Linked DNA regions of Mus musculus: region 2 is linked to region 1. The links are chromatin loops, found by intact Hi-C in ENCODE. Cell type or tissue: heart. All regions are shown on one strand. Each heading gives the region's core, and the rest is flanking DNA. Links, peaks and the distances in the headings are about the cores only.

What was found. Peaks named below come from ENCODE experiments on the same cell type or tissue, not always from the same donor. Only the 100,000 strongest peaks of a DNase experiment are listed, where the experiment ranks them.
Region 2: it touches region 1 in a loop (4-fold over the local background); 3 of 42 quality-filtered maps call a loop at or near these places.

The regions. Positions count from the first base shown.
Region 1 is chr7:82,406,219-82,416,876 of GRCm38, forward strand. All of the region lies in intron 3 of Adamtsl3 (ADAMTS-like 3), which reads left to right. Among named protein-coding and RNA genes, the nearest start is that of Adamtsl3, 76 kb to the left of the region's middle. In heart, for the core only: no CTCF peak of the experiment used is centred there; no DNase peak of the experiment used is centred there.
Region 2 is chr7:82,331,237-82,341,894 of GRCm38, forward strand. Adamtsl3 (ADAMTS-like 3) reads left to right here and starts at 4,458. Exons shown (of 30, transcript NM_001190374.1): 1 at 4,458-4,674; 2 at 5,949-6,050. The coding sequence starts at 4,672. In heart, for the core only: CTCF peaks have their summits at 4,195, 5,075, 7,504 (motif pointing left) and 8,181 (motif pointing right); DNase peaks (open chromatin) are centred at 4,265 and 5,115; H3K4me3 peaks cover 1,671 bases; H3K27ac peaks cover 664 bases; H3K27me3 peaks cover 7,029 bases.

The sequences.
Region 1 (10,658 bases), core at 870-8,869:
CATTTAATTAAAGGTTGGTCCTTTCACTGGAGGTAAGGGTGGTGAGCCTCTGAGCAAAAGGGGAAGAGAGAGGCTCTGCATCAAAGCTATTACTGCTGTGTGTGTGTGGTGGTTGTTATATGCTGAGGCTTGACAGCTTCAAATATATTAACTGTAAAATATAGACTATGAACTCAGCCCAAAATCCAGATAGAAATTTTTATGACAATAGTTTAAGATGTATCTGTGTGGGTTCTCTAAAAGGGAGAAGTCATTGCACTATTTTTTTTTTAATCTTAAGTCTTTGGCATCTGAATGAATGTAGCAATTGTAAGGATTTTATTGATTTGCCTGTTATGCTCATTGGGATTTGTAGACGCTATTCCACATTTAAAGATGGTGGGAAGAATTTGTGACCAAAAATATTGATTTAAGAAACAGTCATCTGATTTCTGTCCCCAACCTGGTATTGGCTAAACCAGGGAAAGTCAGGCTCCCAGCCAGGGCTACACATCGAGGTTCCTGGTGCCTGGCAAGAGTTCCTTCTCTGAAAGGACAATGCATCCCTTTCAGAAGATGACAGTGCCAGATTCAGGTTCCTAACTCTTCCTTGGTTCTGCTTGCCAGACCTAACCAATGTCAAAAGTTTCTGTGATCAAAGACGAAGGCCACAAGTCTCAGGGATTTGGAGCAACACTTCTCTGTAGATGAAGTAAAGAAGTGGAACCACATCTCAGGCATTTCCAGGAGTGTCGTCGTCTTCCCAAGAAGGTTCTCATTCCTTCTAGAGAAACCCTGGTGTCCTGGGAAAATTACCCAGCTTCTTGATAGAGCTGGAGATTTACAAGGAAATGAAGATATTTTCAGAATCCACTTAAGATTTACCCATGCTCCTCCTCTTCCTGGGACATGCTGACAGTCCTAGGCCTGATACCAGCTTGTGCAAGAAGGGATCTTGAGAAATGCATTGCTGTCCTGACATTTAAGACCAAGACCCCTGGACTTGGTCTAGAGAGACCCTCAAGGCAGGCAGTAATTGTACTGGTGAACCATAGAACCTCTTCTGGAAGAGGCTCAATGTACTTTTCCAATGAGAGTAGTGGTGGTCAAATCCATTATTTCACAGTGTGGTTTAAACCTAGTGGTGTGTAAAATTATTATTTCAGAGTCCTTTCTAAGTCAGAGGCCAACCCTTCCATGCCGTGTCAGTTATTTTGACACGAAATTTGACAACTCACTTATAACATTTTGAGAATGGCTCAAGTATGGCAACATTAAGGCTGACTGGATTTTGACCTACCTTAGACTTCAAGAGACTGAATCTGAAGAGTGCACTAGTCAAGGAGCTGAGCTGCAAAAACCAAGAGTCACTGAGTTCAGTGCTTGTGTTAAGCAGAAGCCAGGCTCCCATTCCTCTCTTCCTAGTGGCTTCACAAGCACTTCAAATACTTCCCTTGACTCCCAGAAAACAAGCAGTGCTATTTTGTTCTAAAGATGACAAACTGTATTTTATCATTTATCATGCTATCGGATATATTTAGCATGAACCTTTGCATGAAAGCCTATGAACTATTTCTGTTGTCCACATATACAATTGCACCTCTCAAAAATATAACAACAATCCACAACATACTCAGGAAAATTCTGTGGTAGGAGCCATGATGAGAAGGAGGAGGTGTGTATTCATCAGGCTCTTTGGAAGAACAGAATCAAGAGAAAGAACACATATAATAAAGAAGGATTCATTAGACTGACTTACAAGATACAATAGGAGGTTCAATAATGACTATCTTCATGTTGGTGAGCCCAAGGACTCAGCTTACAAGGCCAGATGCTTCAGTGAGTACTTCCACCTTGATCCCAAAAGCCTGTAGGATTCCTGGAGGATCACTGTTCTCCAGGCCATGGTGGATGCCTAAAGAGGCTGGGTTCTGGTATGAGCAAAGCAGCAGTGGTTGTGGCCAGTGGTGTGGGCAGCAGCAGCAGGATGGGCGGGTTTTCCAGTGAAATGAAAAGCATTGAGGCAAAGATCTCCCCTCCCCCGCACCGCCTTTGATTTCGTGACACCCACGTTGAGTTTGGTCTTGGCACTTCAAACAGCCTGATCAAGAAAAGCCCTTCTGTTGTGCCCAGAAACTTATCTTTTAGTTGGTTCCAGATTCAGCAAAGTTGACAAGCAAGATTAAACATCACAGATAGGATCTGGGCCAGGGTGAGCTCAGCAGGATGTGGCAGGGTACTTTCTCCCACATAGCAACGGTAAGCAGTGGTGTGACACTGGGACCAAGGAGCTGGACTGGTATTCCAGACACCTAGCCACCTTTAAGAAAGACAGGCAAGCTTCCATCTAGGAGATAAACTACTCACGGCTTCCACTTAACTACATACCTGCTCTCCCTTCCAGACAGCCAGCAGAGGCAGGCTACAAGGTATAAATGCTTTTTCTGTACATTAACCTTTTTCAAAAGTCAATCTTGACAGATATTGTGTATATTTATCAATTAAAATGTTATAAAATATGTAGAGTAAAATGTTATAAAAACTCCTTGTTGGAGTAGGGTATGGCTTTGTTTGAGGAAGTGTGTCACTGTGGCAGTAGGCTTTGAGACTCTTCTCCTAGTCAGGTGGGAGACAGTCTTCTCCTGTTCGCCTTCAGAACAAGATGTAGAACTGTCATCTCCTCCTGCACCATGCCTGCCTGGATACTGCCATGCTTCCTGCCTCGATGATAATGGACTGAACCTCGGAACCTGTAAGCCAGCCCCAATTAAATGTCCTTTATAAGAGTTACCTTGGTCATGGTGTCTCTTCACAGCAATGGGAACCTTAAGCCTAACACACTGGCTTACCTTGACCATAGCTTTAACATTCAATCACTGGTTTGTTAGCAAGACTCTGGTGTTGGAAATTCCCTCCTTTTTACTATAATTCTAAAGCAACGTGTTTATGGTATGAGGCTATCTGCATTAACAATATGAAACAAACCGTGCATAAAGCAATTCTTGAATTAACTAGTGTCACTAGGAAAATAATCTCATTAATAAATACAATCATGTATGCCACTTATTGTCAAGGAAGGAGGGTCAGGCTCAAGAGCCAGATAAAGCTAAGATGTACAAGCCACAAGTGACTTGAGGTCTAAGGAAGGAGAAAAGGGCCCGTGATTGCATACATTCTATTAATCAAGAACTTGATGCTCCGGCCTGGGGAAGTCGTTCTGTAGGTAAAGTACTTAGCATGCAAGCATGAGGCCCTGAGTTCAGCCCTTAGAACCATGTATAAAAGGTGGGTGTTGTGGTTCGTGTTTGCTACTTCAGCACTGCAGGCAGGGAGGGAGAATTCTGGGACTTGGTGGGCAGCCAATCTAGCTACCTTGATGAACTCCCGGCCAGTGAGAGATCCTGCCTCAAAAACACAAGGTGGATGGTTACTGAGTAGCAGCACCCAGGGTTGACCCTACACATGTATACTTGCACATACCTGCGTGCACAAACAGGCACAAGTGGGTGTGGGTGTGTGTGGAGGGGCTGTACTGTTTGCCCAGAAGCAGCCACTGCAGCTGCTCCCTTCTGTGTCACCGAGAACCCTTAAATCATAGGACACTCAGATTGCAAGAAAGGCTGAGGAAGCAAGAATCCTATTGTGTGTTGAATTTCAATTCACTTTCTCAGGGGTTCTGTTATTAAAACAAGGAAAGGGTCAGTCATTGGTGTCTACCACAAACTCAGTGCCAAATTTGCCTTGCCCACCAAAAAATTTCAGATGGAGAAGGGCCATCTAAAAGACCCAAGTCACCAGCTCTTTGGGAGTTGGTAGAGGAGCCGAGATCCACTGCTCATGCTCCTGACTTGTAAGCAGCAAACCCTGACCATTTTATAAGGACGTTGGGCAATGTAGATGATATTTATGACAGTGCCACGCTGAAGCTAGTGTCATATGAAAACAGTGTATTTCAGGTTTGAAGGGAGGTCTGTATTTTTAAAAATACAGCAGAATATGAATGTTCTGTCCTTGTGGAATGAGCTTCTGTCATCCATAATGTAAGGTAAAAGCTTGCTATGGATTGTTATGGGAGGCAGTCAAAGGACTAAGCAGCCTTCCAGCTTCCTTTATGTGGAAACCAAATAAAACAGCGATGCTATCAGAAACTAGAGTAGATGGGGCTGAAGAGGAAGCTACTGAGAACATGTGGTATAGGTGCTTTGGAAAGGAAGCTTTGTCAGGGAAGCACCTGGCTGCTCTCTGGCTGCAAGTCCCTGAACGTCCGTCCCTCAGCTGACAGCCAGTTGGGTTCATTCCTGACATTTCCGGTTTCCTGGGTCCGCTGAGCCCTCTCCTTTCTAATTTGCCTTCCTCTGCTGCTCATCCTGAGATTCTTCCTTCCTTGCTTCAACAAGTGCTGAGGAAACTTCCTGTTATTTGGCATCACAAGAAAGCCATGGTGTCCCTGCTCCTGAATGTTTGCTCCTTGGTGGAGAGATGGCTTCTGTAAGTTTTTTCCATTTCCCATTCATTAGATTTCCTGTCAGGTACCTGGCTGGGTCCGAGACTGCAGGAGGGGAAAGGATGCTATACTTCTTGCCTTTTCAGAAAAGACCCCGGCTGAGGGATGTCCTCCGAGGCTAACTTTTCAGCTCTTTTCCTGGAGCCTGGAAAGACTTCTATTCCTGTTCATAGTGTGTTCACGTGTCACGAAATTTAAAACTTGGCTTACACAGATCATGGTGTATTTTTGTTTGCTTTTTATTGTAAAAGTCAATGTGGCCCTCTTTTGTTTTAATTAAGGTAAACCTAGGTCACCCAAACATGTACTGCTGTCTGTGAGAAAGAAACAAAAGCAGGCAGTTGTGTTCGTTGGCTCTGTGAGGATGGTGAAGGGGCTCTGATTTCAGAACATGGGTCATCCTAGATGGAAGAAGGCAGCTTGGGTGGAGCCATCACCGGATCTGGCAGGTCCAGACTCCCTGGCACCAGTGTGGCTCTCAGCAAGTGTCTACTTGGCGCCTTCTCTAGTCTTTTTGGCATGAAAGAAAGACCTTGTACAGCACTCCTCATATGTCATTCCCCTTAAACAAAACCTTTCTTCTGTTTTCCTTGCTCTCTTTGCTTCCTCTCCTATGTCTGAGCATACAAAAGCAAACATGCTCTCCTTCCTTCTGAAGGCGATAGCACATCAAAGGTGTACCGGCCATTAATCTAATGTCTGCCTTGTGGAACCTTTGAGAGTAGAGTGCTCTGTGCTTAGGGAACAACTGCCTAGCTAGTTGGAGAAAGAGAATGCAGTGTGAGCTGACAGAGAATTGAGTCACAGATTGTTTCCCATTCACTGTCAGTCTTAGTAGAAGTGTGGACACATTGGGTGATGGTAATTTCATGTAACTGAGTAACTGATGTGACAAGGTCATTCATGCTAATAGAACTCGAAGAAATTGATCTATGTGTAATATAGACCTTCCAAACAGGAGTAGCCTGGAGTGAAGACTCTAAAAGACAATGAGAACAGTTCTCTTGTAGGCAGGGAGGATTGTGTATTGGGTTTTTCTGGAAGGATGCTCAGGAATTTAGATGCAAATGCTAGTGTTCCTCTGAAATTGATGTTAGTAGAGAGATGGGAAGGAAGTAGGTTGGGCAGAGGGAGATGTTAAGCCACTGTTCAGAGCCTATGAAGACAGACTTGGCCTATATACAAGGATCTTTAGGCCAGTGGCCAGTAGAGTTGCCCTTACCTAGACCAACATGGCCAGGTACTTAGAGCTCCATGTTGAGTTCTTACTGAACGTAGCTTCAGTATAAGAGAAGGGTCAGTCACTATACATGCTATTGTTTCTTGGTGGTTGCTGAAATGGCACTGAATGGAGGGACATTGAATCTTAGGTTTTCTATTGGACAAGAATGTAATCTTAAGAGAAATGCCTCTAGGGACAGACTTAACCCCAGCAGAGGGAAGACTGCTGAAGGCTTTTGATAGCACACTTTGCAGCCAAGCCAATAAGAATGCTCTTCAAGAGGATTCTAGGCTATGCCACAGGGAGCATAAGATGAGCAAATGCATGCACAGCCATCAGGATGAGCATCAAGGGGCAGGACAGCTGAGATACTATGGCTTCAATGTTTTAGGTACAGCAAGGGTAATGTCAGTGTGGATATAAAGCAGAAGGTAGAGGGTCTTGACTGCCAAGCAAAGGACTTTGAACTTTATCCTGTGGACATTAGAACATACTAAGTAGTTGGAACATCTTGTAGGTGTGATGTGTTTGAATTGTGTTCTATAGGGAAGCACTTGGCTTAGATGTGTGGAACAGGAAGTACAAGAAGTTCAAGAGAAGGCAACTTGTAGAGACTAATAAAACTGAGTATTGGAGCCAGGCCCAGTGAGCAGGCCTGTTAACCCAGCTACTTAGGAGGCCAAGGGAGAAAGATCACAGGTTCAAGACCTGCTTGGACTATAGGTGGGTTGTAGGTCAGCCTGGTGGTCAACTCTGCCTGTAAATGAAAGATGTAAAGTGGCCAGAGATGTAGCATAGTGGCAAGGCCTTTTTTCAATCCCCAGTACTAGGAAAAGGAAAAAAAAAGATGAGAGAGAAGGAAAGAGAGGGAGAGGGAGAGGGAGAGGGAGAGGGAGAGGGAGAGGGAGAGGGAGAGGGAGAGGGAGAGGGGAGAGGGAGAGGGAGGGAAACAGAGGGAGGGAGGTAATTACTTTGGTTTTTTGATAGAAAGAGCCCTGGACTGCATGTTGAAATAACCAAGGTCCACCCAAGCTCTTCTTCTTCTTGGACCTGATTTACCATCTGTAAAAAGGATTAACTAAAAGTCCCTATCCTGTTCTAATAATTTGTGATTTTATGTTAAAGTTATCTGCTCATTTGCATTCCTTGAATTGTGTCCTCAGAAAAGATGTTGAAGGCTAGTTTAGTGTAAAACCAGACTTCTGGAAACTTTGGTTTGGATATTTGTACGTTAATTGATTCCTCCACTCTCATGGTCTTCCAAATTCCCATATTTCCACATAAAGTTTGTAGCCAATGGATTATAGATTCAAGCTGAACGAGAATCATGTATCAGCTATTACAAGCCTGAGGGTTTTGTTTCTTAATCAATTACAACATATCCGGTAACTCAACCCAGCTACAAGGAAGACAAAATTAGCTTTTCTTATTGCTCAAAGATGGAATGTCTTCACCTAAGCTTCTGCTTAAATAGTAATGAAAAGAGGATTAACCCTGGCAATGAAGAAAGGAACCAGTGTGAGGCCAGACTTGGTAAAGACTGAAGTAAGGTACACTTTTTCTCTTACGTGAATTCTGTGCCATCGGGTGATGGCAAACCCATAACCAAAACCTGATATGGGACCAAAAACAAAAGAGGGACAAAAATAAGAGAGATAAGCTGATTTCTCAGAACTCTGGTTATTTTTCTGTTTAAAAATGACTTTATATAATCTCAGGGCTGATGGCTCTGCATTGGATAACCAATAAGGGGCTTACCCTGAGGGGGCTAACTCCCCCCCCCCCCCGCAGTCATTAGTTGGTGGTAGCTCTTTGTTCAGAGTTAGGGTCTAGAGACATTTTCCCTGCTTTACATCGGCATGACTACTGATGCTGCTGTTGTTCCATATGTATCCATTTCTAGGGAAGAGTTTCACAGCAGATTTCCTGGTGTTCTGATTCTCATCTTACAATCTTTCTATCGCCTCTTCCTTGATGTTTTCTGAGTCTTAGATACAGGACTTCTGATGTAGATGTAGTTTTGGGGATATAAACACAAACCACAAAGGACTCAGCAAGTTATATTTATATATTTGTGAATGAACATACATTATGTATGTATATATGTGTATATGTATATGCACATGCTTATATGTATATACACTTATGCATATATAGTGATGTGTGTAAATATTATAAGGAAAAAGAGGCTTGGGGAAAAGGGGCTTGGGAGAGGTTCAAAGTGGGTAGGTGGGGGAAGCTGGAGGAATGAGAGGGAGGAGAGAGAGTGATGTAATTTTATTTCAATTAAAGACATACTAACAAACTAAAATGATTCATAGAGAAATTTTTCTGTATCAGAGAAGTTTTAAATCCTTGTTCCATTGACCATTCTACTTATTTTTGAAAGTGTCTAACTATATTTGTGTTTATTTATTACATAATAGATTCATGTCTCCATTTATAAATATTCTCACCAGATGCTTCCTATGGCAGCCACTGTGGTACATCTTGGAAATGTCCTAGCAAGTAAAACCAGACAAAGCCCAAACTTCATTAAGCTTTTGGGAAGTCAACCGGAAAGACAGGGACCAGATGGTTACGGTTTTGTTGTTGTTGTTGTTTTTCTCTAAAGGAGATGAGGTTTCTCAGAGGAAATGACAATGGAGATGAGACTTTCAGGATGAGGCCTTAGTGGACTGTGTTAGCTAGGTGATCTTGGATTGTAGCTTCAAGGTATTGACGAATAGAATTTTAAAGCTTCTAGAAATTTGATAACTGTTTTATGATGGACAAAGAGAAGCCCAAACACGTGGACTTATCCAAGTGTTGGAGTCATATACAGATTAGAAGCAAGGCCAAACACACTGATCTTGAAATGGGATCTCAGTGACAGAGATGGACATGGTTCAATTTGGAGCGTTGCTGGCTAATGTGAGCTAGAATTGGAAGCCAGTGGTCTAGGTAAATCAGTCATGGGGGACATGATCACACATACCCTGTGGACATTGTGCTTTACTCTTCTGTGGATCTCTGCCAGAGTGCTTGGATTTTTTTCCATGAAGGTGGATGGTTGCTGGGGAAAATGACCATACAAGGTGTGGAGACTTTGGTCAACAGATAGCTATATGCAGAAACCTTGTGTATTAGGGCAGCATTGGCAATAAACATAAAGGAGAATTTGCAGAGGTGATCCATCTCGATTCAACACGTATTCCTGATTAGCCACTCCTCCTGGGTATAAAGAAATTGCTGAGGGTTCCTGGGTGATAGGCTTCCAGCCTCTCAGTAAAAAATACCTGGAGGACAAATAAAATCCCAGAATAGATTTTTCTTTCTGTGGGGGAGTGAAATTCATTAATAATAATAGTAGTAGTAGAACTGTTAAGATATTCTGCATTCTATTAAAAAAAAAAAAAACCATAGCCAAGGAGATAAAGCTTAGGAGGGGATAGAACATTCTAATTGACATTTGTTTGGGCTACCAATGAAATCAGAAACACTGAGTGTCCAAAACAACAAAGTGGGAGAATACATTTCAAAATGACCAGAAGAGTGTAGAATTCATAACCCATAAAAATGATTAATTATTGGAGGGTTGCGGATGTCTCTAGGCTTGATTTGGTCATTCCACGTTGTATGTATATATTGGATTACCATAATGTACCTCATAAAGATGGACCAATAGTATGTCCCAATAAATAAAGGAGATAAAGTTAAGGAGAGGTTGTACACAAACGATGCAGTAAAGGGCTTAGCCCCCACCAGAAGCAAGGCAGAGAATTATGTTGTAGAAAACTGAGCCAGTGGCACGGAGCACAAGGCTATAAAAATTCTGAAAAGAGCCTATGCCCTGTTGTATTTATGTTTCTTTTAATTTTCTTAATTTTTAATCCTTGTTTATTATGTTCATATTTTTTATCTAGCCATATCATTTTATTTATATTTGATACTTTGTTGTATAGAAAACATTGTATCTTAATTTATTCTCTGGTGTCTTTGAAACTGTTAAAGTTCCTTTAAAAAAATCTGTACTGGGTATTTTCAAAGTTTACCAAATGTATAATTTGATTAATTTAATGTACAGTTGTAGTGTATGTCCACGTTTTGTTCTTATGTAAACACGCACATATACATTCATGTAAACCCTCTTTTCTTGACTTTACTTTCAACTTTGTGAAAGTTTTTCATTTTTCCAACAGTGACTTATGCCATTGGTCCAATAGAACTTGCATTAATCATAGATTTGCTTTGCCTACTACAGTGGCCATTGGTACAGTCGCCGTTGGTACAGTGGCCATGACCACAAAGCTTAACAAGTGCTTCAGATGTGGCTAGTGTAACTCCAAATTTTGAAGATAGATACAGTCAACCTTACCAGAGACCAGTGTCCAGTCTATACATTTTTGATGACTATATCCAATCTGTGGATGCTTATACAAACATTTTCTCTTTGCCTTCCTACACTATACACGGTTTGCTCATCTACATCCTGGTTAGCTTTGCCAAAGTTTGACTCATCTATCAAGACTCACAGATCTGCCTTCTTCCCCCAAGTGCCCAGGCTAAGGATGGTTGTCCTTCCCTTTTCTCTAACACTCAGTGCATGATCCCTGCCTTCCAATTATTTAACCAGATATTTGAGGGCGATGACTAGATGGGGTCTGGGGAATGTCACTGAAGGGAACGTGAACTTCAGCTTTGCTTCACTCAAAGGCCCTGGCAGAAGCCTTGATGGTTCTGAATCTCCACCTGGCAGTCATCTACACAGGCTGTTGTCATCTAATCTGGGACACTCATGGGACACTGTTGGTTAAAGAACTGGGGTCTTGCTGTTAGATCTTCCTGTCTTTGCACTCTGGTCTCGGGAATGCAGAATTCCCTGTGCCAGCTTTTCCTCTTCACCTGAAGTCACACTCTGCCCAGCAGTGGCCCGGCATGCTCCGAAGGAGGGAAGGAGGGGCCAGGGATGGA
Region 2 (10,658 bases), core at 951-8,950, 75 kb before region 1:
GAGTCATTTTGGCTTACAGTTCCAGGGGAACAGACCCTACAGTGGCTGGGAAGTCACAGCATGGTGGGAAGAGCAGGAAGCTGCCTGCTCCCTTTATCAGCAAGTGTGGGATGTGGGGAGATGTTACCATCCTGCCCACCTCATGTCTACAGCTCCTAAAGACTTCATCATATTTCCAGACAGGAGGAGTAGGAAAGTATGAAATTCCTGCAGGCAGAAGCAGACCTTGGGACAGGTGGCAGAGACCAGGAAGCTAAGAAGGTGTATTTTAGTAGTAAACAGAGCTTGATTTCCCAGAGCTTTCAGGGAAGTCAGCTTGTAACTCCTTGTCCGCAGGTAGTGTGGCTTCTCAAGAGAAGAAAGTCTAGGAGATAGAAGAAAAAGGCTGACCTAGAAACTAATGATGGATCAGGTGCGGAGTTCACACGATGGTCAGGTCATTCAGATTCCCTCAGGATTCCCTAATTTCTGTCCTTCCCACACTCCTATCTCCCCAACCCATGCCTTTGACAACATCTTCCTTAAACATGTGGGTCAGGTACCAAGGGAGGACTTGAAGCCTGAGAGGGAAGCGTGTGACTGAGGGAAGGTACCGTCTGCATGTGCTCAGAGTAACAAGAAGGGCTAATGAATGGCCCAGCCCATCAATCTGACACAGCAATTCCTTTTATGTAGCTGTGTCCAGATATAGGGACAAGAGTAGAGGAGATTTATTCTGACTCATAGTCTGAGGGATGTCATTCCATCATGGTGGCAAGGGTGTGAGAAAACAGAGCAGTTTCACACCACAGCAGCCAGGAAGCCAAGAAAAGGGGATACAGGAATAGGGCCCAGGGAAAGATATAGCCCAGTAACCTATGTTCTCTAGGTAGGTCCACCTTCTGCCTTTCAACATATCCCAATTATGCCTTTGTGTTATGACTCCATCAAGGGATTAATGCATTCTTCAGGTTAGACTCATCAGAATTTAGCCACCTCTGTAGATACCATGACGGACATTTGCTTGATAATATCCTAGGTGGTTTTGAATCCGGTCAAGTTGACCATTAAGATCATTCCATGGGACATCTCTGAGGTACAGATAGCCTATTGGGGGGGGGGGCACTTGTCCTTTATAATGTATCGCCATTCCCATTCACAGCACCCTAGCCGCCCACATGAGATGGGTCGACATTCCGGAATTCTCAGAGTAGCAGACCTTCCGTAAGAGGGTGGGAGGCATTTCCCTTTCTAATGTCTCACCCTCAGCGAGCTCTTTGTAGGAACAGCCTGACTCTAGATGGAACCTGAAGAAATAAAGACTCTCTTCTGGCCCCTGTTTACAGTGTGAGGCATTCCTTGGAGGCTGGCTCAGGAATCAAAAGTGCCTAAAGGAAAATGAGACAGGAAGTTCTGTGGAGACATTAATACCTAAGAGTAGAGCCACTTAAAAATTCCCAGCAATGTCCCCAACTCCAGAGGCATCTTGCTCAAGGCCTTCCTCTGTTGCACACAGGGGGAGCTGAGGCTGACGCAGCTGCCAAGGCACAAACACAATAGTTCTTTGAATTCTCCATTTCTTCTTGAATATTCATGCAAGTTTTCCAATCGATTTTACGATGCTATAAGGCTAGGTTTAGAATGTGAATGATTTGAGACATCAGTCTAGTGGCTGAGAACATATGGGGCTTAAATCTTTCTACTTATGTGTCTCATTTGTAACACAGGAATATAAAAACACGTACTTGTTATGGTTTGGATGTGAAGTGTCTCCCAGAGCTTCATGCCTGGGGTGCGTGCTGCCCAGCCCACGGTGCTATTTTGGTAGGTGCTAGAAACTTTGGAAAGTGGAATCTACCTGGACGCGGTAGGTCACTGAGGCTGTAACTTTGAGGATTATTTAGCAGGTCTCAGATGCTTTTTCCTTTCTCTGCTTTCCGGCCACCAAGATGTGAACTGCTCTCTGATTTACCATGTCTGCCCTGCTGCAATGAACTGACACACTTGAAATTGTGAGCCAAAAGAAATCTTTTCTCCTCTTAAGTGTTTTATGTCAGGTCAAACCAATATGCCATCCAATAAGCTGTGCTGAAGGCTGAATTAGCAATTCCTAAGAAATGCCTAGAATAGATTCTGGTGCTGTGTCCTAGTTACTGTTTAATTGCTCTGAAGAGACACCAAGGTCAAGGCAACTCTTACAAAGGAAAGCATTGAATTGTGGACTGGCTTACAGTTTCAGAGGGTTAGCTCATTATCATCATGGTGGGTAACATGGCAGTACGCAGGCAGACACAGTGCTAGAGAAAGAGCTGAGAGTTCTACATCTGAATCCACAGGCAGCAGCAGGAGAGAGCCATGGGAGATCACTTGTGTTTTTGAAAACCTCAAACCCCCTTCCAGTGACGCTGTTCCTCCAACATGGCCGCCTCTCCTCGTCCTCAAACAGTTTACCAACTGAGGACTAGGGATTCAACATGACCGTATGGCAACATTCTCGTTCAAAGTACCACATGGTGTGTTCTGAAGTGTTAGCATGGCTGTTTCTCTCCTAATGCACTGATGTAGACACACACACCACGGATCCTTCTCATCTGTCATATCATCATATAATCATCACCTGTCACCATACCATCAAAGCACAGGACGCTTTCGAAGTCATCTGAAGGCCAGTGAACATTTGGAGTCAGTTAGTGCCCACACTCACTGCTAAGGTCCCACAAGACTTCCTTGCTCTTCTTGGGTCTGTTCAGTTCTTATTCGGTAAACCATTATCCTAAATGTCCTCTATGCAACATTTTGTTGTTGATTACATTGTTTGAGGCAACCCTTGAGCACAGTGCTGGCTCTGTCTCCCCAAGGACCAAGAGGCTGGGATGTGTATGTGAACAGCTAGAGAGCAGTCCCTTGTTAGGAGAGTTGACAGGTGCTGGTGCCAGGAGCTCAGGGAGAATGAATGAACATGTGTTAGACAAGGTGCTTTTACACGGAAAGGCATACAAAATAAGGCAGTGTGCCAAGTGGCTGTCAAAACATAACCAGAGGCTCATGGGAACCTAATCCTGCATAATCCCCATCAGAGTAATAGCCCAGTATCCATATGTGTATTATCTGCCCCACTTTCCAGAGCTAAACTAGGGTGAACAGAGAGACTCAGTGGTCTGCAGGTGAGCTAGTCATGGTCTAGCTCTGTCCTCCCTTCTTGGTTCCTCCTGAATCTCTTCCCATGCACCACCTGCTCATTTTCCATAGGTTTCCAGCCGTTTCCCTCTCTGGAGTGGAGAGACAGTCTTGACAAGGCCCTTTTCCTGGTCAGAGGAGGCCATCTGATCAGGGAAGGAGAGAATAGGAAAACACGTGGGGGGAACTCTTGGCAATGCCATAAAAGAATCTGGAACATACCAGCCTTCAGTTCACTAGGCAAGAGAGCAACTTTGGATGCAAATGTTTCAGACTCTAGCGAGAAATAGGTACCTAGGAACCAGTTCCAGACCTGGCCTCTCTGATCATCATGAAAAGCTACTCCCCGAGGACTTAAGATAACTCTAGGAACGACTGCTTTTGGGAAGGCTGGCTACACATACCACTTGACAAAGTGGCATCACTCAAGGGAGCAGCAATACGGGAGGCACAATGGTGCCTTAAATGGAACACCTGGCCCTTGACTCCTATTGCTGAGATGAAGCCAAGCCCCCATGTCTCTTCCATGGCTTTTCTTTCCTTCAGAAGTGCTCAAGGTGCCCTCAACCCTCCTCCATTCATGACTGGGACACCTCTCTTCCAAACCTCTAGGCCCCGGGGCTGTAGCTGTATTTATTTCCTGACAGGTCTGGACTTCTGTGGGACCCAAACCTGTTTCCTACCAGGGACTCTAGGTCTCAGGTTTAGGTGTCCCTGCTGGGTCATCCATGGTCCCCAATTATACCAAGACCGCAGGGGCTGTTTGAATGGGTGATGGTCAAGCTCCTAAGGCTACCAGCAGGAGTGGGTAGACTCTGGGCAGCCTCTGCAGGGTATTACTTAACAGCTGAGGTCCCCGGGGTCTGGCGGTGGTGCTGGGAGAGGGTGGCATCCTCGCACTGGTCTGGCTGGCCTGGCTGGCCCGTGGCGCAGCGGACGCCTCCCCAGAGCGCGCTGCCGCCGGCGGCAGCCGGAGCTCCTGGCACCAGGCCTGGCTGCAGGCCCAGGGCAAGGAGTGGCTTCCAGGAAGCGGGCGGAGAAGCGTTCCAGCGGAGTCTCGCCGTGGCCGCGGCGGCCCCGAGCGCTCCGAGCCGCCTGGCTGCGGCTCGGTGGCCCGCTTGTCCCCGCGTTCCCAGCGCCCCTGGGTTAGGGCAGAGGACGCAGGGCGGGAGGGACTGACGGTACCCTAGACGCGGCGCGCACTTGCGGGACGGGCGGCGCAGGTGGCGGCGCGCGCCCTCCGCCCCTGGGTCGGGGCCAGCACTGCGCTCCGCGCGCCCGGAGGGGCGGGACAGGCGGGGCGGCCGCGTCCCAGCCCCATTTAACTTTGGCGGCGGCGCGAGCTGGAGGCCGGCGTCGGGGACCGTCGGGATCCCGCGCTCCGCACGAGGTGTCGCCGAGTCGGCGCTGCTCGCCACTGTCTCGCAGCGCGCATCCCTCCTTGCACCGTCAGACGCTGCTGCGACTCCGGATTGGAAACACCCGCGGGGGATCCAGGGATTCATCTCTCTGAGGATGGTAAGGTGGAGCAAGTTGATGGGAACGCTACTGGAAAATAAGGTCTTGGTTGAGCACTGCCCTATGGGGCTTAGACAGCTCCAGGCAGGCGCGCTACAGGATCCGGGAATGTTGGACAGAACCTTTCCTGGTCCTCTGCGAGCGAGGGGTGCTCTGGATGATGGGGGATACCCTGCGGGGTCAGCGGACTACGGGCTGATCTTAGCTTGCAGTGTTTGAAGGTCCGGAGGTTTGGCTACTGAGTGAGGTTCGCATGCTTGAAGCGCAGAGAAACGAGAGGAGACGCACGCCAGGGAAAGGAGGCGTGAGGGTGGCGGGCGCTGAAGTGTGCGAGCCAGCGGAGAGGGGCGCGTGGTCCTGGGGCCCAGCCCTGGCCGCCTCCCTTCGTCCCAGAGTCGCCGCCTCAGGTCGGAAACAGCAGCACATTTGCGGATCGCATTAAGCCAGGCCTTAATGCTTTCTCCAGATGGAGAGAAGCCACCGACCCGCCCCCGGACACCGACACCGCCAAGGCGCCCGCGAGGCGAAGCGGGAGTCGAGTGTGACCTCGGCTTTTCCAGTCTCCGCTCAAACTGAGTTCCCTGTAAACTGACAGGAAAACACATTGGGGAAAACGGTCCTCGTAGCCCTCCTGGGCTTACTTCTTCCTCACCTTTAAGAGATTACACTCCGCAAGACTGTGGCCCCCAGAATTCTCTTAAAGGCAGGTCTGGAAGCAGAAGGCATTCTATCATCTAGTGAGAAATTCCTCTAACTATCCAATCTGCGTTCCTATCCTAGACTCTGTTTAGCTGTGTGCCCTTAGGCAGGGTTCTTCCCTCTCTGGTCTAGTTTAATTGGCTTCAGACTCATTTTTGCCTCAAGGAATTAAAGCTGGCAGGTGCCCTAACTCTTGGCTTTAGGCTGGTCCTCCCCACAACCCCCAGCCCCCCCCCCGCCCCCAAAAGCCACACTCTGGTGCTGACAAACAGGCTAGGAGGTGTCTGGGGCAGGGTTGTCCCTACTGCTGGAGCACTGGAGGGATGGGTGAATTGCTGACTGGAGGCAGTCTCCGTTCCCCTTTTTGATCTTGGGGGACTCATCCTAAAGGGAGCCCCATATTGCCTTCATTCTGCAGCAGACAATCCCATCCTGGGCCAACACAAACGTTTCTAAGACACTGCTTGGGCTTCAGGGTCCCTGCCTTCTGATTGGCTCCTTAGCTTACAGATTCTGCCTCTGGAGCCAGAGCTAGTTGCAAACGAGGCATTTTCTTTTTGTCTTTTCTTTCGTAGGCTGTGAGGGAGACTCCTATGATATTGGACCCCATGGCTTCCTGGACAGGATCCTGGTGGCTGCTGACACGAATGATCTTTACGGTCTCTGGTCTTCTGCAGGTAATAGAATGGGCCACCGAGAATGCTGGGTATGCCTGTCTTTGCATAGGAATAGTATTCTAGTCCATGTAAGATGTAGGATCAGTGTTAATGCTGCACTAGAGAATCTTATACAGATGGTATTGTGGTTGGCTTCTCTGTAAGGAAAGCTCAAAGATCTGGGATCCTCTCTGGATCTAGAGCAGGAACTTGATACCGTGTGGGCCCGTTCACTACTGGTGACTTGGGGGCTTGGGTGGACCCTGTCTTTCCCGACTAGAGTGGCTGTCCAGGAGAAGCTATATGTTAGAACTCAGGAAGAGTCTGATTCCCACACTAGCTTAACTAAATAACTATTCTGGATTCACTGTTAACACACCCCGCTATTGTGTGGATCTCTCTCTAGAGAAGTGTCCTGTCCTAATGCTGTGACGCTTTAATACTCTTCCTCATGTTGTGGAGACCCCCAACCATAAAATTATTTCATTGCTATGTCATAACTAAGCTTACTACTGTTATGAATCATGATGTCAATACCTGTGTTTTCTGATGGCCTTAGGAGACCCATGTGACCCAAAGTGATCACAACCCATAGATTGGGAACCATTTCTCTAGGCTCTTGTCTTTTCCATCCAACCTGAGAAGCTGAGCTCATGGATTGCACTCTTACTTGTCTATTGTTTACAGCTAAGGGAGTTTGCTGGGTTTGCCAAGGAAACGATGGGGAGTGGTACAGAGGGCAACAAGGTGGACCCTCGATTTCCCTCCACTAAGAACAGTTCCTGCCTGACTCCAGTTTGTCACTGCTAAATGGAAATGCAAGTCCTGGATTGCTGGGCCTTCTTGTATTTCAAGATAGCTGGGGCGTCCAGATTTCTTCCACAACCCTTTGGTTTATAACAAAGTGAGATCCAGACAAATATGTTTGCGGTTGGATTCAGCCAAGAAGTGTGTGGGCCCCCGACCTAAAAATGCAGGGAACATTTCAGTTAATACCGTGTCCTGAGGGTGGCTGCTAATCCCGTGCAACGTCTTATGTGACTTAGAACAAGACAACACTTCCCTGAGGATTTCACTTCTGGCTGTGGTCTGTGCACCCTCACGATCTTAGCAGACAGCCTAGTACTTAAAGGCTTAAGTCGGTTAAACAAGCATGCAGGCATGGATGAAAATCTATACTCTGGGTAAATGAAGCGGGGGTGTGTGCTCCTCTTGCTGTAGTCTCTTGGATTTACTGCCTTTAAGCCTTTTTCAGTACCCCATCAATTCTGTGGCTCACACACAACTGATTAGTGAGGGACATCATCCCCTTTATCCCGTTTTACAGTGTTCTTCTGTGGCCATATTTTAATGGTTATGTTTTGTTAGAAGAAAGGCTAAAAGGATGGAGAGAAAGAAGTTTAGTGGTTTAAAACATCTGCTGCCTGCACGTGGTGGGTAACAGCCAGCTCCCAAGGATCTGACGCCCTCTGCTGGTGTCCATGGTCAACTGCAGTTATGTGCATACACCCACCCTATAGACACATACAGAAATACTCATAATTTAAAATAAAATATGTCTTCTAAAAAGTTATGGTTGAGGGTGTGGTTTAGGGTTTCTCTGGAGAGCACGGTGCAGTGCTGTGAAAGCAGATGACTTGCTTTTCCATGTCATCAAAGGATCTGAAGTAGGACACACGAAATGTCATTCCTAGTCAGGTGGGACAGAGCCCCTTAGGCAGAGTATTTCCCATTGCCCTGTCCCCTCTGTACCACCTTGGTGTGGTTTAAGTATGTCCCGAGGGGGCATTTACCCGGGTTGAATCATTCAGCGACCTCTTTGGATTTTCCCATATCTGTGCGCCTGTGGCAGTGCGGTTTCCATGCGTTAGGATAATGGTCTAAGTCGTCCGTGCCACCCACTGCTGGGATAGCCAGCAGCACACCGTGTGTATGGCTGGGTCACACATCTGTGCATGGCATCTATTTCCACACTTGTAGAGAGGGACTCAGAATAGTGCACACTCTGTAACATTGTTTGCAAGAGGAAATGCACTGTGAGGTGATAAAAGGTGAAGTAAAACAAGGATGTGGGCAATGAATGTCAACTTCTATTGCTGCGGGAGTTGAGGTTAGCATTGTACCTGCATATTCTGCTATGGAGCTGTAGGGGGCGCTCAAGAGACATGAGCTGAGGAGAGAAGATGCACCTCTTCTAGGTAGGGGCTATCTTCTCAAAGCAGGTTCTTACAGAAGTGGACAGGACTGTCTCTGGTATTCCCCCACCCCCCAGGCTCATTTGAGCGTTGCAAGAAGTTTTCCATCAGTCTTATGATTTTAATGTTGGGATTGTGCTCAAGGTCTTGTTCCCCTTGTCTCCAGATGGGCTATAAGGTACTTAGTTGGTGGAAGACATTCAGGTGTGTGAAGCAGAGCTGTAAGAAGTCTGGGGCATCCTATTTAACTATTTAAAATGAGATTCTTATTACTAAATCTCGGAAAGTGTAAACTCTTGTGATTTCTGGTTACAAGTTGTGACAGGCTCAGGGTTTGACCTGGTGAAGCTGAAGGCTCCTCCCACCCAGGCGTAGGAAAGGTCTCTCTCCTTGCCTACTGGGCCCTGGCAGCTTGCTGTTTGTTGCTTTGGATCTTTCCTTAGGACCTGATGTTCCTAGTGAAGACAGCAGTTGCTCCCCTGCCCTGCCAAGCTTCTATTGTTTTGACCGCTGTGGTATTGACAGAGCCACTGCATCTAAGGAACAGAAGCCTCTGGAAAGTGTGGAAGGCTGAATAATGGCTCCCACATATGTCCATACGTCCTAATCCCTAGAAGACATCCTTGCTCTTTATGTGACAAAAGAGACTTTGGCATGTGAGTGTGGATGCTGGGGTTGGGGAAGTTAGCCCAGCACTTCTCGTAGTGGGTGAGGCTCAGGATGAAGTAGAGGTAGAGGAAGTAGAAGAGGTCGCCAAGGACACTGGAAGAGTAATGCAGCCAGGAGCTAAGGGATGCTGGAAAACTCTAGAAGGTGGGAGGCAAGGAGTGATTTCTCCCATGCAGTCTTCACAGGTATAACTGGCCCTGGTGAACCTGGACTTCAGTTCACAAAACTCATCTAAGATTTCTAATTAATAAAACTATATAAACATATTTATGTATATATACACACATATGTTTTATTTTGATTCTCTCTCTCGATCTGCCTCTCATCCCCATCTCTCTGTAAGTGTTGTGTGTATGTGCATGTGTGTACATGTTCGTGTGTGTGTGCATATGTGTATATGTATGTGCACATGCATATGTTTTGTGTGTGCATGTGTGTATGTGTTTATATAGGTGTGTGTGTGTGTGTGTGTGTGTGTGTGTGTGTGCATCCTGGAGTTTGACATTGTTTGACACTGGGTATCTTCCACTATCCTTCTTCTTTTGTGACAGAGACAGAGTCTTTTACTGAACTCAGAGCTCTCTGATTGGTCAACTGTGTGGCCAGTAAGCTCCAAATGTCTGCATTTCTTCCACAGCACTAGGGTTGTGGACATGAACAGTTGCACCTGCCCTACTGCTCATGGTGTGTAGTGAACATCTATGTAACTCACATCCTTGCTTACTGTTTGGCCATTTCCCTAGAGTCGTTCTTCCTTAGGCTCATGTGCTTCACTGGACATTTAATTTTCTTTCTGCCTTTCCTTCGCTCCATTTTGTTTTGGTTCTAAGTAGTTTTCCCATTACTCCAGGTTTCGTGTCATGAATGTACTTTCTGTGTGATTTTTGAATAAATATTCCAAGCTGTGTTGATGGAGTCTGAGCAGAAAAGACACACACTCATTCTGAATGCAAATTATGGTGTGTGTGTGTGTGTGTCCGTCCAGAGGTTGTATCTTTAACGACTTTACACCTTATTTTCTGAGACAGAGTCTCCCACTGTATCTGGAGTTTGTTGATTGGGTAGACAGGCTGACCAGGGCCCCTCCTGTCTCTACTCCCTCAGGAATGGGGTTATAAGCACACAGTGCTGGGAGCAGCTTCCTTCATGGTGCTAAGGATCTGAAGGCAGATCATGATTGTGCAGGACGCACTTCACTCAGTGAGCTGTCTCCTCAGTCCCAGATTTTCCTACTCTTTCTCTCTCTTCCTGGCTCACTATGGACTAGCCACAGATCCCAGGATATTCAAATGTCCCTCCTGCCGTCTTTGCCCTATACCCTCTTTGTCAGAGTTGCCAGCCCAGAAATGCCTCTCAACTCTGTTTCCTCCTCTGGATTTCCAGACGTCATGCATTTGAAACCAGGCAGGAAGCGTTAGGAGGAGGTAAAGATGAACGGGGTCAGTCTGTGCCTGCCTTGGGGAGGAGCCTGAAGAACATTCTACGAACTCTGTAGGCAGCACAGGGTCTCTGGAGACTCGATCAGGTGGCAGGAAGCATGTCAGGACTGTGCACTCCTGGGAGCTCACTGGAGCAGCTGTTGCTTGGGAGGCTGCTGGCACTAGCCCCACCTGGAAATGGCGAGTCTTGGATTGCAGAGGTAGTGAGAGGCTAATTGTGAACAAGATTCGATGACTGCAGGGGCCCTTAAGAACACACTTAGACGGGGACAGAGCTTGGTAAGGGTTCAGGTGGAAATGAGAAAAAATAAGAAAAACTGTAAAAT